2 separate regions of the Homo sapiens genome follow, and region 2 is linked to region 1. The links are chromatin contacts, found by Hi-C or POLR2A ChIA-PET in ENCODE. All regions are on one chromosome and are shown on one strand. The core of a region is the stretch at or near the end of the contact, and the rest is flanking DNA. Distances in the headings are between cores, read along the strand shown. Region 1 has its middle 19 kb from the start of SLAMF1. Region 2 has its middle 49 kb from the start of SLAMF6.

Region 1 (2,790 bases), core at 275-2,774:
TGCACTCCAGCCTGGGTGACAGAGCAAGACTCCACCTCAAGAAAAAAAAAAAAAAAGGGAAAGGGTGGGAAGACTGCATTCTTCAAATATATCCATGTCATAAAGGAGAAGATATAGCTGTGGAAATGTTACAGTTGAAGGGTACTAAAGAGATACAACAACTAAATGCAATACCTAATACTGGACTGGATCCTGACCTGGAGGGAAAATTATGGTTACAAAGGGTCAACCGACAAAATTGAAATGCAAACAGTAGGTTAGACAAGAATATTGTTATCAATGTAAAATTTACTTAAGTGATAACTATATTGTAGTTGTGTCAGAAATTATCCTAATTCTTTACACTGATGTATTTAAGATAAAGAGCCATGCCATATGCAACCTACCCTATAATAGTTCAAATAGAGACAGAAAGAGAGAGAGAGAGAGAACTAGCTAATATTAAAGCAAAATGGGCAAAACATTACAGAGAGGTATTCACAGTCACAGCCAACTTGTAGACCCCTCCCTGCAGGATATTTATAAGCGTGTTCTTTGTACTATTATTAATAATAATTTTTTCTTGCAGCTCTTTTGACATTATTTTCAAATAAAAAGTTAACTACACAGATTAATGAAAGGTCTGCAATACTTATTTCCCCTTGATGGTCCTTCAAGATGCTGAGGGTCTGTTCTGCATTTACCACATCCTCTTCTTTCCTTGTATAGGCCTCTCCTTTTATAGACCTGTGAGTTCTCAGAGTACATTATCATTTTCAACCTTGAATTCCCATTGAAACCCTTGAATTCCCATTGAATCATCTGCCAAAGACGACAGTTTATTTTTCTGTTGATCCAATCAAGAAAAGGAGAAAGCTTCCATGAATAATAAACAGATGGGGACTACAAGTTCCTGTGACTCTGCCGGGCTCTGCCCAATGTGTCTCTCCATTCTGGCTCCCAGGCTACAGGAGCACAGCCTCTGTCAGTCTTGCTATCTCTGGCAGAGGACAGCAACACAGAGCAGAAGGACCTCTTTAAAGCCTAGGTTTAATAATGACAACATTTTCATGCTTAAATCCTTCAAGGATAGGCTCGTTGGAGAGCCTACAGGGTTCTACTGATCCTTATGTGGCTTGGTTTCTGTGATTTTCTCCTGTCCAATTTCTAGTTTGGCCCCTCCTTTGCACTGAATGCTGCAACCTTCCTGAACTGCTAGCAGTTCCCCGAATTTACTCAATGCCTTTGCTCAAGCTTTTACACTTCCTGGAATCCCCTCCCACTCCTCGTTGACCTAACAAACTCCCACTCATTTGTTAAGACTCAAACCAATTGTTGCCTCTCCAAAGTCCAAGAACCACTTCTTAGGAATAGGACTCTCTCCCTGGTCCATAATCACCGTTTCCCACCCTCTTTGTGATAGGAATGATTACTACAAAGAAGACTTAGAAATCGTCAGCAGGGAAGCCCATAAAATTTGCATTTCCTAATTTTCTGTAATCTTGGTGGAGGACAGGAAGGAAGTGGCCAGGCCAAGGCCGTCTGGCAAGTTACCAGCAGGGCTGAGGCTGGAAGTCAAATACACATTCTCCTTTCTTTGTTGATACTACTGGGTACTCCCTGGGGCTTGACCCATTGCCCTTCTTATGTTCGAAAATGTCTTCTGGACTCTGTCAAACCCTAGACAACTCAATTTTGCAGGACCTTCTAGGGGGGCAATGTTGGAGGGCTTGTTGGCTCCTAGAGAGAGCACTGGAATGAGCATGTTTGGTTGGTCTTCAAGCTTATACCTAGTACCCAGAACCACATTTCAAGCTTCTGGGAGGTTGTGTGGTATAGGGGAAGGAGCATGACCTTTGGAGCCAGACAGCCTTGAGTTTGAGTTCCAGAACCGTCATTTACCAGCTTCTGAACCTCAGGAAAAGTAAACTTTCTAAACCTCGGTTTCCGTATGTGGATGATTTTTAAAATCAGGATTAAATGAGATAACCTCAATAAATCATTCCACATAAAGTCTGCCATACAGTAAGTGCTCAATAAGTATTAGTTGCCTTCCTCTGTCCCAAACTTCTCCTTCCTCTCTTCTGGGCTGGCAACTCTAATTTTAATGAATTAAGACAAGATCTCTTAGCTTAAGTTTCCCCAAGTGTAAAATAAGAGGGAAATGGTTGTATAACTCATATGACCCAGATCACGGCTTCTTTCTATTTTGCTTTTATCAATCTTCTCAATCAGGTCTGTGTACTGAGCACAAAGGCTGCCCATGGGTGTGACATGAACAACGGAGGTTTTGCTCTCAGAGGAAGTGGAGAGGGGTTGGGAGGTACCTGGGGAAATGCAAATTTCATGGCTAAGTAGGACTTCCCTAGGTCTGCTGACTTCCAAGATGCTTCTGAGGCATAATTCCAGTGATGATGTGAAGGTGTGGGGCCAGTTCTACCCCCACCAAAAAAGGCCACAATCAGTATATTCATTCCACAAACATTTTTAGCACTTGCTGTATGCCAGGCATTGTTAGATTGGGGAACCATGAAGGTAAATAGAGCATAATGAAACTCAATCAGGATATGGGTGGATTGACCTAAACCCAAGAGATTTGGTTTCTGGTTACGGCTTTTCAAAAACTAGCCATATGGTAAGTCCCTTAGAAGTTTTAGTCTCTAAGTATTAGCTTTCTTGGGGTGAAATGAAGGAGTTGAAAATATGACTTCTATATTTGTTTGCTTTCCTTCAGATTATACTTCTCCTCTCAAAGTCAGCTCTGTGTTTTCAAATAGCCCCTGGAAATCTCCATATGCATGAACCGTAAAC
Region 2 (2,776 bases), core at 92-2,591, 190 kb after region 1:
ATTCATGCTGCTATAAAGACACATGCACATGTATGTTTATTGCGGCACTATTCACAATAGCAAAGACTTGGAACCAACTGAAATGTCCAACAATGATGGACTGGATTAAGAAAATGTGGCACATATACACCATGGAATACTATCCAGCCATAAAAAATGATGAGTTCATGTCCTTTGTAGGGACATGGATGAAATTGGAAATCATCATTCTCAGTAAACTGTCACAAGAACAAAAAACCAAACACCGCATATTCTCACTCAAAGGTGGGAATTGAACAATGAGAACACATGGACACAGGAAGGGGAACATCACACTCTGGGGACTGTTGTGGGGTGGGGGGAGGGGGGAGGGATAGCATTGGGAGATATACCTAATGCTAAATAACGAGTTAATGGGTGCAGCACACCAGCATGGCACATGTATACATATGTAACAAACCTGCACGTTGTGCACATGTACCCTAGAGCTTAAAGTATACTAATAATTAAAAAAAAAAAGAAATAGAACATCTATTAAACTATATTTCCTAGACTTATAAAGCTAGGACAATGCCTCTGTTTTTGTTCCTCAGCTTTTTGTTGGGCAGAAATAGCTTTGAAGGAGGCAGAGCTGGATTTAATCAGTGTTAGCATTTCAGAAATAGAATTCATCTTTCAGAAATATAATCCACAGGCATTGGTGACTTGACTGCATATAGGAGATGAGGAAGAGGGACTATGATGAGTTAAAAGTGTCTTAGTGGTAGACTGAAATTCAAAAATGAAGAAGGAAGTTTGGAGAGGAAGATAACTAATTCAGTCTTGAATGAATTTAAGCTGCCTGAAAATCATCCAAGGGCAACTTGGTAGGCAGTCAGAAACACAGGACTGAAGCAATGGAGCATAGTTGGGGATGGAGACACAGATTTGGAAGCCACATGCATTTGGGTGGAAGTTGAAGCCATGAGATTAGTGAGATCACCCAGGAAGTGTGTGAACTGTGAAAAGAGAGGACATGTAGGGAGCTCCAGGCAATTACCACTGAGAAGCAGAATCCAAGAGATGACAAAAAAGAGGGGGTGAGGTGGGGGCAGGAACTGATAGAGAGGTAGGAAAACCAACAGATCCCAGGGTCATAACATCTCAAAAAAAAAAAAATTTTTTTCATGAAAGTGGAAGTGATGACAAATTCTGTATAAAACTTCAGATCCATTTTTGGTAACTAGAAGGTCATGCATGACCATAAGATGAGCAATTTTAACCTTGAATCTCATGTTACAAGATTGTACCACCACTACTCTTCCTGTTGCAGTCATCTGTTATCCTCAGGGCACCACTTCCTATTCCTTGAAGAGTTTAGCTTCTGGTTGGCTCTTACATTCTTCGACACCACTCCATAATTCTTTCCATGCAGATGATCTTTCCATTAGCCCAGCTTTTCTGATCCTTGACCTCCTCTCCTCCAATGATGCTGTAGCCTCTACTTTTTTTAATCCTTTAGCCTTTCAGCCTTTCACTTCCATAGTCATACCCTAGTACCAAAAGCTATAACCCTTCTATAATCTTAATTTCAAGCACCCCATTGTCTCTAATCACTACCTTATATCTTTTTTTTCATTTCCTCTTGTGCCCCAACTCCAACAATCCTTTAACTTCCATCCTCTGGCCTACAATCCATTGATCCAAGCACTTTTCACTATCCTTCACACCCCTTGTGCCATCACTTTCCTCCTTATTCAGCTTAAATAAAAGTCATTCTCACCACTTTCTTTCATACAAAGCAGTTGATTCCGTTGTCCCTCAACTTTATGTTGTAACTGCCAGGCCTAATAATAATAATAATAATAATAATAATAATAATAATAATAATAAGTTAATACTACTTAAATCCAACTGTTTGGCTCAATCATGCCTGAATTTGCATAACTAAAGGTAGTCAGAGAAAAGCATACAACCATGTTGACTAGTCTTACTGAAAGTTATGATCCATAATCTCAATGATGACAGATAATTATACTTTATTTCCTTAGTTCATTCTCTCACTCCCCAAGACAACTAGGAGATGAGGGCAGAGAGGTAATGAGAGCATGAACCTTCCAATACTTCTACCCCCATCCTAGCTCCCAGTTTCCTTATTGATAAAATAGAAGCCATCTGAAGAATATTTCTATGCACTTCCACCATAACATTTACCACCTGCCTACCTCTATACCCTACCCTGTCTTCTCTTCTGTTACTGTGGATGAATTAACTGTGCTTCTAGTAAAGGACAATTCCTCTACTAGAACCCATCTCTTCTCACCTACTTAAGGACATCACTCCAGCAATTCTACCCTTTCCCCGCTTTAACAAAATTTCCTCTTTACTGGATCTTTCCCATCAAGTTACAAACATGTTTTTATTTCTCTCATCTAATTAACAAAATTCTCTTGAGCCCACTTCTCTCTCTAGCTACTGCCCCATTTTTCTCCATCCTTTACGAAAAATTCCTATTTCTTTCCTCCCACTCTTTTGACCCACTGAAACACTCAATCCTCAAATTAACTGATCTATCAGCAACATTTGCCATAGTCAATTCCTTCCTTTTAGAAACATGTCTTCACTTATCTTTCCAGACATCACACTCTTCTAATTTTCATCCCACATAGTGGCCATTCCTTAATTTCCTTTGCTGGTTCATTCTCATCACCCCTGCCTTTTAACACCAGATTGCTCAAGGACTCGGTTCTTAAAGCATTTCTCTTTCCCTTTTATGTTCATTCCAGTGATAAACTCATCTAGCCTCATGAGTTTAAAT

What was found. Hi-C counts contacts between places; a loop is a spot of excess contacts on that map. ChIA-PET counts read pairs that join two places held with the same protein, here RNA polymerase II (POLR2A). Pooled maps may share reads with other maps.
Region 2: a loop to region 1 is called in a pooled map, with 2.1 times the contacts of the local background. The contact joins two enhancer-like sites. A Hi-C loop is called at or near these places in 1 of 168 maps with a recorded cell type or tissue (OCI-LY7) and 6 of 50 pooled maps. POLR2A ChIA-PET finds 5 or more read pairs at or near these places in 2 of 52 experiments (OCI-LY7 and activated naive CD4-positive, alpha-beta T cell).

What each region holds. Positions count from the first base shown.
Region 1 is chr1:160,664,410-160,667,199 of GRCh38, reverse strand. No RefSeq gene overlaps it. Among named protein-coding and RNA genes, the nearest start is that of SLAMF1, 19 kb to the right of the region's middle. RefSeq lists enhancers at 1,145-1,706, 1,720-1,779. Within about 2 kb of position 1,524, at least 19 of the 41 ENCODE cell types and tissues checked have a DNase peak (open chromatin) inside an H3K27ac peak, as active enhancers do; they include OCI-LY7, where a contact is called at or near this core.
Region 2 is chr1:160,473,021-160,475,796 of GRCh38, reverse strand. No RefSeq gene overlaps it. Among named protein-coding and RNA genes, the nearest start is that of SLAMF6, 49 kb to the left of the region's middle. RefSeq lists an enhancer at 1,363-1,552. Within about 2 kb of position 1,341, at least 3 of the 41 ENCODE cell types and tissues checked have a DNase peak (open chromatin) inside an H3K27ac peak, as active enhancers do; they include OCI-LY7, where a contact is called at or near this core.